2 separate regions of the Homo sapiens genome follow, and region 1 is linked to region 2. A link is an interaction called in ENCODE POLR2A ChIA-PET data of the cell type or tissue named here. Cell type or tissue: PC-9. All regions are shown on one strand.

Region 1 (8,000 bases), 85 kb after region 2:
TAAGACACTTGATTTTTGAATCTGCTTGTCTGGGAAACAGGATGGGTACAGCAATGCTGCACTCAGGTGCAGCCCCACTCCTCCTACTTGCCTCTGATTTTGTGCTTAGGGCGAAAAGCTTCTGAGAATGCAGTCTCTAGAAATGAACACGGCTTCCGTGCACTGAAAATCTTACTGAAAAGCTCCTTTTGTTTCTGGGATATACCAGATGGAGTGTTCTCTGTACAAACAAACATTCAAAATCCTTGAGAAGAGATATGTAGGTTACAGTTTAACATTCACTATCTCCACTAGGAAGGGGACAAATTCCTGAGGCAAAGGAGTTGCAATAGAAATTCTTGAAATTTAGGTCGGGCATGGTGGTTCACGCCTGTAATCCCAGCACTTTGGGAGACTAAGGCGGGCGGATCACCTGAGTTCAGGAGTTTGAGACCAGCCTGACCAACATGGAGAAACCTCATCTCTACTAAAAATACAAAATTAGCCGGGCGTGGTGGCTCATGCCTGCAATCCCAGCTACTCGGGAGACTGAGGCAGAAGAATAGCTTGAACCAGGAGGCGGAGGTTGCGGTGAGCCGAGATTGCGCCATTGCACTCCAGCCTGGGCGACAAGAGCAAAATTCCGTCTCAAAAAAGAAAGAAAGAAAGAAAAGAAATTCTTGAAATTTAAAGAGTACGGCGAATGTTCCATTCATTTAATCTTGGGTAATGAATTGGAGGTGCCCTTCCTGGTCCCGCCCCAAGGGTCCACCCCTTCTGCTAGGACTGGTTTCCGCCCACTCATCTGTCATCTTGCTCAGTTGTCACCTACACAAAGCCTTCCTTTCTTCTCCGCAGGCAGCGCTGACGGCTTCCTCTTCACTGTCCCCAGCTCTTTTTGTGTGCTACATTTAGAATGAAACAAATTGTTCTGTAATGATTTGTTTACATATCTGTCTCTCCCAGTAGGTGATGAGCTCTTTGGAGTCAGGGACCACATCTTCATCATTTTCAGACACCCATCTCCTTTTGTTGAAGAAATCTTTGAGTCTATTTTCAGATCTTTCTGAACTCCTTTTAGAGATTCCCATTGTCGGTAGCATAAACTCCAAACTTCGCTTCTGTGCCTTGACAGAATATTTACAGCTCTCCGAAGACTCTGGGCTCTCAATCCCCTTTCTTCTTTTACCAATAATGTTCCCTTTGCTTGGAATACATCTGCCCAAACACTAAACATCAACTACCCTTTCTTTGTTCTGGGTTAACTCTTCCTCATTCTCAAGATGGGTGAGAGCACACCCTGGGTGTTGCGACAGTATTCTGTGATTTTCCCAATATATCATTTAGCACTCGCTGTTATGATCACCCACTTACGAGTCTGCCTCGCCCTCGAGGCTGGATGGTGCTGGAGTTGCTGTATGCAGTTTCCCTGCCTCCTAGCAGAGGGCCTGGTACTCAGTCAATGTTAGTAGGATTATGTTTCTTACAAAAGCCGCATAAAATATCTTGAAGCTTCATAGTAATATAGAAAGAGTGTGTAATCTGAAATAGAAATATTGAGTTCTTGTCCAGATTCTGCTATTTACAACTGGGGAGGAAAATAAAATATAAAAGTTTGTCTACGTTTAGAAGAGCAGACATAAGTAAAGAAAACAGTGAAGAAACAGACAGGCTAGCTTAGCAGCAACTGGGGTTGACAAGGTACAACAGGAGAGGCCAGGCGCGGTGGCTCACGCCTGTAATCCCAGCATTTTGAGAGGCCGAGGCGGCGGGTGGATGGTTTGAGTTCAGGAGTTCCAGACCAGCCTGGCCCACATGGTGAAACCCCATCTCTATTAAGAATACAAAATTAGCCAGGAGTGATGGTGCACGCCTGTAATCCCAGATACTCGGGAGGCTGAGGCAGGAAAATCGCTTGAGCCTGGGAGGTGGAGGTTGCAGTGAGCCAAGATCGTGCCACTGCACTCCAGCCTGGGTGACAGAATGAGACTCTGTCTCAAAAAAAAAAAAAACAAAAAAAAAACACAAAAAACAAAAAACAACAGGAGGGAAAGGGGCATCAGCTCCTCGTGTTACCAAATGGCCTGGCAATGCAGGAACAAGTACGGGCCTCTGGCCCAGGCAGATGGGCGACACCAAGATGGCCCCAGGGAAGAAAGGAAAGAAAAGAATTGGAGTTTGATTTTGGATAAAGAGAGGATCTCAAGCCTGAGGTTTATTTATTTGTACCTATGCCTGCTGTTTATTCCCTGGTGAAGCTGCTGGAACAAATCTGCGTCCGCCTCGTGTGGCCTCGCTGCATGGAAGGGAGACAGCAGAGCTCATGCTTTGGCGAGGCTTTCCACATGTTGGAAATGTGACAGCTGCCTGGACTGCTCGTCCTGGTCTTTGGCAACACTGACCACCTGTGTGTGAAGCAGCAGGTCATTCAGTGTCTTTGAGCCTCAGGATTTCTCTGTAAAAATGAGGATATATATTCACAATATGAATCTCAGACAATATTAGCTTTGAAGTTTTTAGATATAAAATTGTTTATGCCATCTGTCCATGGCCACTCATAGAATTAAATGAAGATCTAGGAGGGCAGGCGTGTGTCTGAGGCCCTCTGTGTCCCCATGGAGCTGTCCAACCTTGCTGTCACACACAGTCAGTGTTTTAAAATGGAATTGACTCCTTGACGATGTGCTGCCGTTTCTCTTTCAGTCTCTCTCTCATGGTTTAGATACCTCGAGCCTAGATGGCCAGGGCAGTGCATTGCGTGCAGTGCAGACAGATGAGCATTCAAAAGGTGGCACGGTGGGGGCTCCTGGACATTGCATGGGCTCTGGAGTCAGAATGAATTCTGTCCTTGCTCTGTGTGACCTTCAGCAAGCCTTGTATTACTTCTCCAAACCTCGGATTACTATCTGCAGTATGAAACTAACAAAGCACCAGGCGGAGTGCTGTGGCTCATGCCTGTAATCCCAGCACTTTGGGAGGCCGAGGTGGGCAGATCACGAGGTGAGGAGATCAAGACCATCCTGGCCAACATGGTGAAACCCCGTCTCTATTAAAAATACAAAAATTAGCTGGGCATGGTGGCAGGCACCTGTAATCCCAGCTACTCGGGAGGCTGAGGCAGGAGAATCGCTTGAACCCGGGGGGGCGGAGCTTGCAGTGAGCCGAGATCGTGCCACTGCACTCCAGCCTCCAGCCTGGTAACAGAGCGAGACTCCGTCTCAAAAAAAAAAAAAAAAAAAAAAAAAGAAGAAAAAAAAGAAAAGAACAAAGCGCCTACCTCCTGCATGATGTGGGGAGTCTCTGGGCCGATGCATGTAAAGCACTTCCCTGCAGGCAACACCCCAGCATAATCAGCAGGCAGTGGATGCCGGTAACCCTGGCTCCTCAGTGAGTCCTGATGTGCACATGGGAAGTGGTTATTGTTATCCCTGCTTTGCATGTGAGGAGAATGAGCCTTTTCATTAAGTGGCTGATTTGGGATTTTTTTTTTTTTTCTCAAGACAAGGTCTCACTCTGTCGCCCAGGCTGGAATGCAGTGGTACAATCATGACTCACTGCAACTGTAACCACCCAAGGGGCTCACCTTGCCCGCTGCCTAGACAGAGCTGATTCATCAAGCCAGGGGAATTGCAATAGAGAAAGAGTAATTCATGCAGAGCTGGCTGTGCAGAAGACTGGAGTGTTATTATTACTCAGATCAGTCTCCCTGAGCATTCGGGGAGCAGAGTTTTTAAGGATAACTTGGTGGATGGGGGAAAGCCAGTGAGCCAGGAGTGCTGATTGGTCAGAGATGAAACCACAGGGAGTTGGAGCTGTCTTCTTGCGCTGAGTCAGTTCCTGGGTGGGGCAGAGGGGCACAAGATCAGATGAGCCAGTTTATTGATCTGGGTGGTGCCAGCTGATCCATCAAGTGCAGTGTCTGCAAAATATCTCAAGCACTGATCTTAGGAGCAGTTTAGGGAGGGTCAGAATCTTGTAGCCTCCAGCTGCATGGCTTCGAAACCATAATTTCTAATCTTGTGGCTAATGTTAGTCTTACAATCTTGTCCCCACACAAGAAGGAGGTCTGCTTTAGGAAAGGGCTGCTACCGTCTTTGTTTAAACTATAAACTAAATTTCTCCCAAAGTTAGTTCAGCCTACACCCAGGAATGAACAAGGACAGCTTGGAGGTTAGAAGCAAGGTGGAGTCAGTTAAGTTAGATCTCTTTCAGTGTCTCAGTGTCTCAGTCATAATTTTGCAAAGGCGGTTTCAATACCTCAGCTTCCCAGGCTCAAGTGATCCTCCTGCCTCAACCTCTCGCATAGCTGGGACTAGACATGTGGACAACCACACCCGGCAATGTTTTATTTTTTGCGGACATGGGGTTTCACTATATTGCCCGGGCTGCTCTCGAATTTCTGGGCTCAAAGGATCTTCCTGCCTCAGCCTCCCGAAGTGGTGGGATTATAGGCATGAACCACTGCGCCCAGCTTGATTTGGGTTTTGAACACAGTTCTGTCCGACCCCTTGAGAGGAGCACTTTTCACAGTGCCATACTGAATGAGAAGTAATCCTTAAACTTAAGGGAATTCCTTTCGACTGTGGAGAAGCCATTGCCCTTCTTTTCTTCTTCCTTGCCTTCAAGGAAGTTCTTCTTTTGTACTAGAACCCCAATGTGATCAGGGCCTTTTTTCCTATCCATGGCCAGGCTCTCAGGGACAGTGATCCTATTTCCCCCAAGCATAAGTCCTGGTGAGTCTAAGTCAGCTGTAATGATAATGATCACATTGTCTCTGGGGAACAGGCTCATGGCAGTTCTGGGGGAGTTGAGAGGAGGAGTCTTTGGGTCAAAAAATAAACACAGCTGGTAATGACCCAACAGAATGGTGGAGAGAATCTGAGTCCTTGAAGTTGCTGTGGATTTGTTTAATAAAACCATTCTGCAACCCACTACCCCACCTATTTTTATGTCACATAATAGGACTTTTTGTTAGGTGAGATAATACGATTCACTTAAAGTTATTTTATTATTATTATTATTATTTTTTTTTTTGAGACAAAGTTTCGCTCTTGTTGCCCAGGCTGGAGTGCAATGGTGCGATCTTGGCTCACCGCAACCTCTGCCTCCCTGGTTCAAGGATTCTCCTGCCTCAGCCTCCCGTGTACCTGGGATTACAGGCATACACCACCATGCCCGGCTAATTTTGTATTTTTAGGAGAGACGGGGTTTCTCCATCTTGGTCAGGCTGGTCTTGAACTCCTAACCTCAGGTGATCTGCTCACCTCAGCCTCCCAAAGTGCTGGGATTATAAGGTGTGAGCCACCACACCCGGCCAAAGTTATTTTTAATTAGGATTTATTTTATATTTATTTGTCTGTCAGTATCCACGGGGGATTGGTTTCAGGACCTCCCTCGGATTCCAAAATCCGCAGATGCTCAAGTCCCTGGTATAAAATGGTGCAGTATTTGCACATAACAACCTACGCACATCCTCCTGTATACTTTAAATCATCTTTAGATTATTTACAATGCCTAATACAATATAATTGCTATGTAAATAGTTGTTATACTGTATTGTTACGGAATAATGATTAAGGAAAAAAAGTCTGTACATGTTCAGTACTGTCACAACCATGCATTTTCTTTCGCAAATATTTTTGATCTGTGGTTGTTTGAATCTGTGGATGCAGAACCCAAGAATATGGAGGGCTAACTGTATTTACAGCCAAAAGTATCTCAATGGATTGATCATCACAGGAATCAGTCAGGAGGGCTGATTAATGTCGTCAAATCTTTGAGGGATTTGTGAACACCAGAATCACCATTTCAGATCTGCAATAGGCGATCTGTGAGTGAATTATGACCTTTTGGGCTTGGAGGAATGAGAGGTCATCAAGCCTAGTGTTTACCAAATCTTTTTTTTTTTTTTTTTTTTTTTAATGACCTAGACTCAGAAGTCATAGAGCCTCCATTGAGCCATGCTTTATTGGTAAAGACAGTCATAAAGCTCTATTCAGGCTGAACGCAAAGAACACAGACCCTGCCACTCTATGGGAGGAGAGTTCATGTCACACTGTAGAAGAGTGTCTGCCACAGTGAACAAATTTTTACCAATTTATGGTTGGATGACAACAATCAAATCAAATTATTTCTATTCGGAGGACAATTTAGAGGACAGTCCATTATTCTGAGCTGAAGTTCTGGTGCTAAAATATCTATATTTAGTGAAATGGTGATAATTGTATATCATTTTGTGATTCATTTTGTAAATGTACTTACTGTGCAAACATAAAATGCTGGTGACTTAAGGTCAGTCCCCAGGGTTTTGTGAAATTCAGAATTTGCCAATTTGATTGCATCCACTTTTCTACTGAGTGTTGTGAGGACATTTGCAGCATTCCCCGTAGTGATCATTTATTCTCTGGACACTCCTGGTGACCTCAGTCTCTCCCTCATTGAAAGATTTATCACTCTCATTGCCAACAATCCTTACCAGTGTAAAGTTCTTACTGTCTGCCCTGCTGATCTGAAATCTTTCCTCTATTCATTTAACAGGCTTTCTACTTTCAGCACCCCACCATTAGGTCTTCCTTTTTTAGGTTGAACAATCTTAATTCCTATACATATTCTTTATGTGACCCAGTCAGTATATTGGGTTCCAGGTAAGCTTGTGTATAATGGTGATTATATAGCTTGAATGTTCGTCCCCTCAAAAGCTCGTGTTAAAATGTCATCCCCAGTGTTGGAGGTGGGGCCTGGTGGGAAGTGTTTGGTTAGAGGGGTGGGTCCCTCACAGATGGCTTGGTGTCTTCCCCCTGGTAATAAGTGAGTTCTTACTCTGTTAGTTCACGGGAGAGCTGGTGGTTTAAAAGAGCCTGGCATCTCTCTTTGGCTCCTCTCTCACCATGTGACATACATGCTCCCCCATTGCCTGCTGCCATGTTTGGAAGCTTCCTGAGGCCTCACCAGAAGCAAATGCCGGCACCACATTTCTTGTACAGTGTGAAGAACCATGAGCCAAATAAACCTCTTTTTTAAATAAATTACCCAGTCCCACGTATTCCTTTTTAGCAACAAACGCCAATAAATACAGGTAGTATTACTCCAGTCTTATAGGATCTCAATAGTCTCAATTTGTTTATCCTGGAATTATGATCTTCAAGGTATCTGTTGGCTGTAAATCTGTGTTTTTCAATGCTGTCGATGCACTTCTAGAGACACTACAGTTTGGTAGTGTTCTTCCTTAACAGGTGATTACAACAGAAAACATGTTCTGAGGAATACTGAACATAATGACTCTATACTACCTTTAACAAATATACCATACTTCTTCTTCTTTTTTTTTTTTTTTGTGATGGAGTCTCAATCTGTCACCCAGGCTGAAGTGCAATGGTGCGATCTTGGCTCACTGCAACCTCCGCCTCCTGGGTTCAAGCAATTCTCCTGCCTCAGCCTTGTGAGTAGCTGGGATTACAGGCACCCACCACCACACCCGGCTTATTTTTGTATTTTTAGGAGAGACGGGGTTTCGCCATGTTGGTCAGGCTGGTCTCGAACTCTTGACCTCATGATCCGCCCACCTCAGCCTCCCAAAGTGCTGGGATTACAGGCATGAGCCACCGCGCCCAGCCAATAAATAAACTATACTTCTATGAATATATCCTAAAACTCTTACTTCGAAAAAAACTATGTATGACATGGAGATGGTACATATTAAATAGGTAATTAATTTTTTAAATAGCAAAATGAATAGCACATATTTTTATTTAATATAAAAATTAGAGCTTCCCATTATTCTGCTGTTTTCTGAGGAGTCTTCACATTAAGCTAAAGGTAGATTTTTTTTTTCCATAAATTATTGGGGTACAGGTGGCATTTGGTGACATGAGTAAATTCTTTAGTGGTGATTTGTGAGATCCTGGTGCACCCATCACCTGAGCAGTGTATACTGCATCGTATGTGTTGTCTTTTATCCCTTGCCTCCCTCCCACTCTTCCCGCCAAGTCCCCCAAGTCCATTGTATCATTTTTTTTTTTTTG
Region 2 (8,000 bases):
CCAAGTGGGGTTCCTTGTTTTCAGTTCCTTAGTTTACCGCCTTGATATGATGAAGCTCATCCTCATAGTGACTTCCTGTGAAAGGTGATGGGGAAGATGACTTTTTTTTTGAGCCTTGTGTGTCAGAAAATGTCTATGTTCTAAGTATTTGGTGTATGCCTGGCTGTGTATAAAATTTCAGGTTAATATTTTAGTTCAGATCAAATAAGTTATTTGGCAGTGACAAATTAACTCTGAAATCTCAGTGCATGAATAGAGGTCTGTGTCTTGCTTTCACAAAGTCTGCTGTGGACGCCGCCTCCCTTGGCCTCTTCCTTTGGGTCCAATCTGCTTTCACCTACAGTTCCTGTCTGTTGTCCCCATGGCGGATGTGGGTGTATCTGCAGGTCGCACGCTGGTCACCATAGGCCAGAACCAGGCCTAGTCCCTGCAAGAATTCCAGACGCATGCAAGGGCACAAGGAGAGTCATTGAACTGTCAGTGGGGGTCATAGTTGTAAGTGTGTTTCCTCTTGGAATATTGCAGGCATTGCTCCGTTGTCGTCCGGTTTTCAGTGTTACTGTTAAGTCACATGCCGCCAGTTTCCCAGGCAGTTGTAAGCCATTTCTTTTCCCCCTGGAAGCTTTTGGGGGACTTTTGTGTTATTGCCTAAATACTAACATTTTACCATGGTGGGTCTGGTGATTGTTCTTTTCTACTTTGGATGTGCTGAGCATTCCACAGAGCTTTTCAGTCTATAAACTTATGTTTTTCAGTTCTAGAAAAACTATTAAAATGACTTTTATAATTTCTTCCCTTTCATTTTCTCATTTTCTTTCTTTTTTTTTTTTCTGTCTTAAGCTCTTCTTCATTGGACATAGGAACTCCTAAATCCGTCTACTTATTTTCTTAGCTTTTTTCTCCATTTTTCTTGTCTGTTGTTGTTGTTGTTGTTGTTGTTCTTTGGAGGGGAGTTCCCTCAATTTTTCTTTTATTGAATGTTTACTTTTTGGCTGTGGGAGTTTTGTTTTCTAACTGTTCTCCTCACCCCCTCTTTTTTAAACAAATAGCATCCGCCTCTCAGTTCAGATTTGTGAAACCTTTTCTCAGGCTGGTTTTTCGTCGTCTTCCTTTCCAGCAGTCTTAGATTTTGGTTTACTCCAGTTTGTTTTAGCCACTTAACACTGTTGTCATCTGCCGTAATTCGCTTTGTGATTTTCTTCGTTCCTGTGTTTTTGGGGAATGATGGAGATAAAGAAGTGTATGTTTAATCAGGAGGGTTTTTTTTTCCCTTCTTTTCAACAGTTTTTGTTTGTTTTGCTAGCATCAGTGAATATTAAACCCTTCGTTTTTGGGAAAACCAGATCTATTTTTTTCTTTAAATAAAAGTAGTGTTTTCAGTTAGTGCTCTCATGAAGCCACATCTGTGTCACTGAGTTCAATTAACTTAGTCGATGAAATGCCTGCTGATCTGTAGTGGGTGGTAACATAATTATTTTAATTTGGACTATTTTAAAAGCATCAAGAGATCGCATCTTTGGGAACCCACAATAAATGGTTACTTTTGGCAATCAGATTATTGTTTTATAATACAAGTAATCTTTTCATTTTGTAAGATTTTTATATTGTTTGCTTAATAGGGATATATTATTAAATTGAATAATTATTGCTTTCCAAGATTCCCTTCAGCGCTAATGATCAATGAATGAAGTTTATGTTGGCTCTTAATGTACATTTAATAACAAATTTCATGTGGATTACTTTTTGTTCCCCAAATCTGCTATTTAAAACTCCATTCTTCATTTGGATGTACTTTAGAAATGGGGAAAAGATTATTTTAACTGAAAACTCAAATTCTCTACTGCAAATTGAATGACAAAATCTTGTATGTTCTATGTGAAAGCATTTGAATAATGGGCAAATTGCTCTTTAAATTAGAGCTTTTGTGTTGATCTGAAGGCTCTGAGAGCAGTCATAACAGTTGTGTTATTTTTCAGTTAGTTTTACATGCATGTTGCCTTTCACAAGTTAGATATTTTTGCTTTAGTAGTTCATTACATTTAAGATATTTTAATATATAAACAAATTACTTTTAATCTTAAAGCAATGAAGAAACTATTAAAACACTTTGCTACAGTACAGAATAAAAACAAAACATCTTTGTTCATAATTTGTCAAATTCTGAAAGAATCTTACCTACTTGGTAGTTTATAATTCATGAGGTCATTCTTTTTCATAGACAATTAATGTGGTGAGATTTTTAGGGAATTTGCTATATTTTTAGTTAAAATAATTTTGTTTACATTAAAATGTTAAATAATTGTTTTTTAATTTGTCATTGTCAGCTATAATCATATATAGGTGAATGGTATTAAAAGAACTATATATAAGATAGTATTTTACATTTATCATTCTGGAGGTCAGGATGTATTATATATATATCAGAAAGTATTACAATAGCTGTTTCTAAGCCACCAACTGTAATTATACCTTAGCCAATAAGGTTGCAGATGTGGACATCATTAAGGATCTTACTAGTAGTAAGTTGGGGTGCTGTCTTTTCAGTGTGCAAATGATTTCCATTATCAATGTTGCCCAGGTCTCCACTGATTTAGAGTTAAGATACCTATATTAATTTGTTGAAAAGTGTCATAGTTATTTCATAGGAGTCTCAGGCCTGATACACACAGTGGTAAAGATAAAAGGCTGATTTATTTCTTGTGATGTGTTTCCAACACCAACAACCACTTCTTCAGTGTGAAAACTGAGTGTCCAGGCTGGGTGCGGTGGCTCACACCTGTAATCCCAACACTTTGGGAGGCCGAGGTGGGCGGATCACTTGAGGTCAGGAGTTCGAGACCAGCCTGACCAACGTGGCAAAACCCCGTGTCTACTAAAAATACAAAAATTAGCCAGGCACGGTGGCACATGCTGTAATCCCAGCTACTTGGGAGGCTGGAAGGAGAATCGCTTGAACCCGGGAGGTGGAGCTTACAGCGAGCCAAGATCATGCCATTGCACTCCAGCCTGGGCAACAAGAGCGACCCTCCGTCTTAAAAACAAAAAAAGAAAACTGAGTCCAACATTTCAGTTAATTCAGACCCTACCCAGAGTAAGTACAGTCCCCACAGGCAACGGGCTGAGTCCCATGAGACTGCCCCGTCCTCAGATGCCAGTCACAAGTCCCAGGCCTCTCATACTTCTGACCGACTGGCTACAAATCAGGGGTTCCCACTACCTCCTCAGATTAGATAATTTGCTGGATAAAACTCAGGAAAACATTATTATTAAGGGCACAACTCAGCAACAGCCCAGTAGAAGAGGTGCACGGAGCAAGCACGGGGGGACGTGGAGTTTCTGTGCCCTCCTAGGGTGGCCTCCTGCCCAGCTCACCCTTGTGTGTGCAAGGTCCCCGAATCTTGTAGTTAGAGTTTCTGTAGAACTCAATCTCTAATCCTTTCCTTTTCTCTTCATTTCTCTTCAGGATAGGGACGGGGGGTCGGTGCTGAAAGTTCCACACTCTAGGCACTGGGTCTCTGGGTGACCAGCCCCATCCAGAGGCCATCTAGGAGGGCCGCTTTTAATCACAGCGTTAGCATTAACAGTTGTGATTGAAAGGGGCTTGTTTTGAACAATAAAAAATATTTCTATCTCAGGAAATCCCAAAGATATAGGAACTGTGCCAGGAACTAGAGACAAAGATGAAATATGTCTTATATCACATTTCTTTGAATTGGTTAAGTGCAAATAAGACAACAAAAAATAATATAACCATTTATATAACACTTGTGTTAGGTGTTATAAATAATCTAGAGATGATTTAAAGTATGGGGAGGATGTACATAGGTTATATGCAAATACTATGACGTTTTATATAAGGGACTTGAGCATTCATAGCTTCTGTTATTCCTGGAGCCAATCCCCCATGAATACCGAGGGATGACCGTATACGTATAAAGACAGTGATGAATTGGCATATATATTTACTACTTCTTAAATGCAACTTGTTAAAATCTGAACTAAAAAATTAAGGAGAGGTGTGCAGTCATTTAATCAATTCTTTATTTTTTTTTTTCCTTAAGACTTAGTCTCTCTCTCGCCCAAGCTGGAGTGCAGTGGCATGATCTTGACTCACTGCAACCTCTGTCTCCTGGGTTCAGGTGATTCTCCTGCCTCAGACTCCCAAGTAGCTGGGATTACAGGCACCCACCACCACACCTGGTTAGTTTTTGTATTTTTTTAGTAGAGACAAAGTTTCACCACGTGGGCCAGGCTAGTCTCGAACACCTGACCTCAAGTGATCTGCCAGCCTCAGCCTCCCAAAGTGCTGGGATTACAGGTGTGAGCCACCGCGCCCAGCCTCATTAATCAATTCTTATAAGCCAACACAAAAAGCATTTTTACATGATTGACGTTATGAATATTTGTTTCATATTCAGTTTAATAATTGAATAAGAATGCATTGAATACAATTACAGTGAAGGATGCTTAGAAATGCTCATGGGAAAGTTGTTCATTGCTGGTTAGATATCTAAGTCCGTACATATTTTTATTTTCATTGAGTCAGAAGCTTTTAGAACTGGACATGATTTAGAGATTATCATGTATTTTATATGGAGATTCACTTAGTATCCCCCTGCAAATTTAAGCTAGTGCTACCCCATACTTTTGTGTCAATAGCCTATAAAGTAGGAGTGAATCACTTGAAAATTTATTAGAACTTTTGTTGTAAATATAAATTTATTCTTAATTTAAGTTAAAATTATTTGTCAACTTTAAGTTCATTTTTCTCAATTTGGCTATATTTAACTTTTTTAAATCTACCTTTGTAGCCATGCAGTGTTCCTGTTGCATTTCAATTAGAGGTTATTGTGGTAAGAGCTAAGGGCCCTGAAAGAAGTCAAAGCAACTGTATTCCATTTATTATGCAAATGTAATTCTGTTTTTATGTAGTTGTAAATATTTATTATGTTTGAATGCAGTTGCCGAGAAGTGTGAAATGTCTGAGATTTTTGCCTTCAACACAAGCTCAAAGGCAGGCTCACCAGTTAGCCAGCTACCAGTTGGATGCTGGCAGAAGACATAAGACTCTTGGGTTAGAGATAAAGGACCTTATTACAGTAGTAGCCACAGTGTCAGCATCTGTCCCAGTTTGCTGAGACATGTTGAGAATAGAATGGGGCAGGGGAAAGAAAGCAAGGAAACTTATTAGGAGGTATTGCCATAATGCAGGAGAAAGAGGATGGTAGCTTGGACTAGTATAGTGGCAAAAAGTAGTTGGATTCTGCATATGTTTTGGAGGTAGCTGAAATTGGGATTTCATGACATACTGGATGAGGAATGAGAGAAAGAAAGGAGCCAAGGGTGATTCTGAATGTTCTGATCTGATCATTGGAAGAATGTAGAGTAGCCGGAAATGGAAGTATAGAGAAGATTTAAACCTGCAAGTGGGGCTGGGGTGGGGGTGGGGTGGGGAACAACCCGAGTTTAGTTTTGAACTTGTGAAGTTTCAGATATCTGCAAGACATCAAAGTGGCAGTGTCCTGAAGGGAGCTGAATATAACTGGTCTGTAAATGAAGAGAGAGAATTTGGGAGTGTAGGGCACATCGATGCTATGCAGTGTCATGAGCATGAGTGAAATCACAGGTGGAGAAGAGGGGACCAAAGTCTTGAGTGCTGGGGCACTCCTGTTAAGACTCCAGAGGGAGACTAGCAAAGGAGTCAGACTGAGGGACCGTGAGAGTGTGGTGTGCTGAGCAAAGAGGTAAAATGATATGAAAGGAAAAGGAGTGGTCAGTGGTCACACACAGTGCCTCTAAGATTAGGACTGTGAATTCACGCTAGGCAAAGGCTGCTCTGTGCGATGATTGGTAGAGAAGGCTTTGGTGTGGGTGTCAGAGAAGATTGGAGAGGAATCGTGGGCATCAGTAGACTCAGTTCTCCTAAGGCATTTTGCTGCAAAGGGAATCAGAGAGATGGGGCTGCAGCTGGTGAGGAAGGTGGGGTCCCCACAAGTTTGTTTATATATGAGAAATAACATTTTCAGGAATGAGCCAGTGGAGTGGGGAAATTGTTGGGAGATTAAGTGTGCCAGCTGACGGTGGGGGCCCTTGAGCAAGGTAGCAGAATGGAGTAGATGGAAACATGGTGCTGAGTGGGTAGATGGGAGCCGAGTCCAAGGTCTTCTGATGTCGTTCCTTTTCTTGGTGAAATAGGAAGTTGGGCCATCTGCTGCGATATTAAATGAGGGAGTGTTCCAGGGGTAATGAGAGTGTTCCAGGGGTGGAGAAAAGAGAGGGAAGGTGTGAAATGGTAGGCCGGGAAGGAGAAGAATGGACCAGGGAAAAGTAGTTTGATTTCCAGACAGCATTAAGGACCCACCTGCGGGTCATGGCCTTGACTACAAAGTGAGACCCATCAGACCAGTTCTCTTTTTCTCCAGCCTTATTTAGCTCTATGGGTGCAGGCATGACATAAGCGGAGTTGAATTTACTAATATGGTTTTACCAAGAGAGTTTTTCAGGAGAGTAGTGGAAGGGAATAGAAGTATACACAAGGAAATGATTACAGTGATGAATTGTGGAATATAAGCTGAGTAGGAAGGGAAGAGGGTCTTGAAAAGCTGGTAGGCTTATCACTCTTGTCATTTAGACTTTGAATATTCAAAGCCGGTTCCTAACTGTATATATATATACACCAGTATAAAAAAAAAATTTAAGTCAGATTTGCAAAAAGTTATTTTGAGCAGGTAAAGAGGAGGAGGCTGTCTAGGTTCTACCAAAGCCAAAGAATAATAGTAAAAACAAAAAGCTACAAAAAAACCCAATAGTCTCATCTTTTGATTTATTTTTTGTTTGGCAGTCATGGTATAACTGAAAGCCAAGAAAAGGCCCTGCATTTTTAATGGATTTACTCAACCATTTCCTTTAAAAAAAAGTAAGAACAAACAAGCTCACAGGTTTTATTCTTATAAAAACACTGCATGTTCATTATAGGATGTTTTGAAAATAATGTTTACAAAAGTTCTGCCATCCAGTTAACAGTTCTGCTGTACTTTGTGGTCCAGTTTTCCTCCCTATTCTTTCTATGTAATTGAACCACATACATATAATTTTGTTTCCTGTGTTTTTGCACTTAACAAACGAACAATATGAATTTTCCCCTCATGTTATTTATAACTCTGTATAAATATCAATTTCACTGGTTCTCTAAAGTTCCATTGTGTAAATGTGCCAGGATTTTCTTTACTCATACTGTTGGAAATTAGGATGTTTCCAATTTTTTTAATTTAAATTTACTTTTTGTCATAAATAATGATCCAGGGAATATTTTTATGTTTTTTTCTTTAATATTTATAAAAACAGCATTATTGGGTCAAGGAGTATCGTTACTTTTCAGTTGCATATTGCCAAATTAATTTTTATGGCTGTATTAAGATCCTTCAGCTGGGTGCGGTGGCTCACACCTGTAATCCCAGCACTTTGGGAGGCTGAGTCAGGTGGATCATCTGAGGTCAGGAGTTTGACACCAGCCTGGCTAACGTGGTGAAACCCATGTCTATTAAAAATACAAAAATTAGCTGGGAGTGGTGGCATGTACTTGTATTTCCAGCTACAGGAGGCTGAGGCAGGAGAATCGCTTGAACCCGGGAAGCAGAGGTTGCTGTGAGCTGAGATTGCACTACTGCACTCCAGCCTGGGTGACAGACTGAGACTCTCAAAAAACTAATAATAATAAATTTTTTAAAAAAGACACTTTCAGGCAATCAATACAACCATTTAGAAAAATCTTTGCTGATTTGACTTTTGGAAAATCATAGTGTTAATAGTTTAATTTGTATATCTCTGATTCTTGTGAGGGTTAATATTTTTCCATAAATGTGTTGAGTGAATTGGTTGTATGTGTGGAAAAATGTAAATCTTTACCTACCTCACACATAAATCGTACTAGATTTAATCAAGGACTTAAATATGAAAACCAAAACTTCTTTACAGCAAATACAGGAGGATATATGATCTCA

Evidence for each region. ChIA-PET counts read pairs that join two places held together with the same protein. Peaks named below come from ENCODE experiments on the same cell type or tissue, not always from the same donor. Only the 100,000 strongest peaks of a DNase experiment are listed, where the experiment ranks them.
Region 1: POLR2A ChIA-PET joins it to region 2 with 16 read pairs; 8 of 35 experiments call an interaction of 5 or more read pairs at or near these places.

What each region holds. Positions count from the first base shown.
Region 1 is chr18:70,380,909-70,388,908 of GRCh38, forward strand. LINC01910 (long intergenic non-protein coding RNA 1910) reads right to left here and starts at 3,683. Exons shown (of 3, transcript NR_110764.1): 1 at 3,563-3,683; 2 at 2,209-2,434; 3 at 1-1,521. RefSeq lists an enhancer at 3,083-4,282. In PC-9, no CTCF peak of the experiment used is centred here; DNase peaks (open chromatin) are centred at 1,263 and 3,533; H3K4me3 peaks cover 1,976 bases; H3K27ac peaks cover 2,654 bases.
Region 2 is chr18:70,296,089-70,304,088 of GRCh38, forward strand. All of the region lies in intron 1 of SOCS6 (suppressor of cytokine signaling 6), which reads left to right. Among named protein-coding and RNA genes, the nearest start is that of SOCS6, 11 kb to the left of the region's middle. In PC-9, no CTCF peak of the experiment used is centred here; no DNase peak of the experiment used is centred here; H3K27ac peaks cover 204 bases.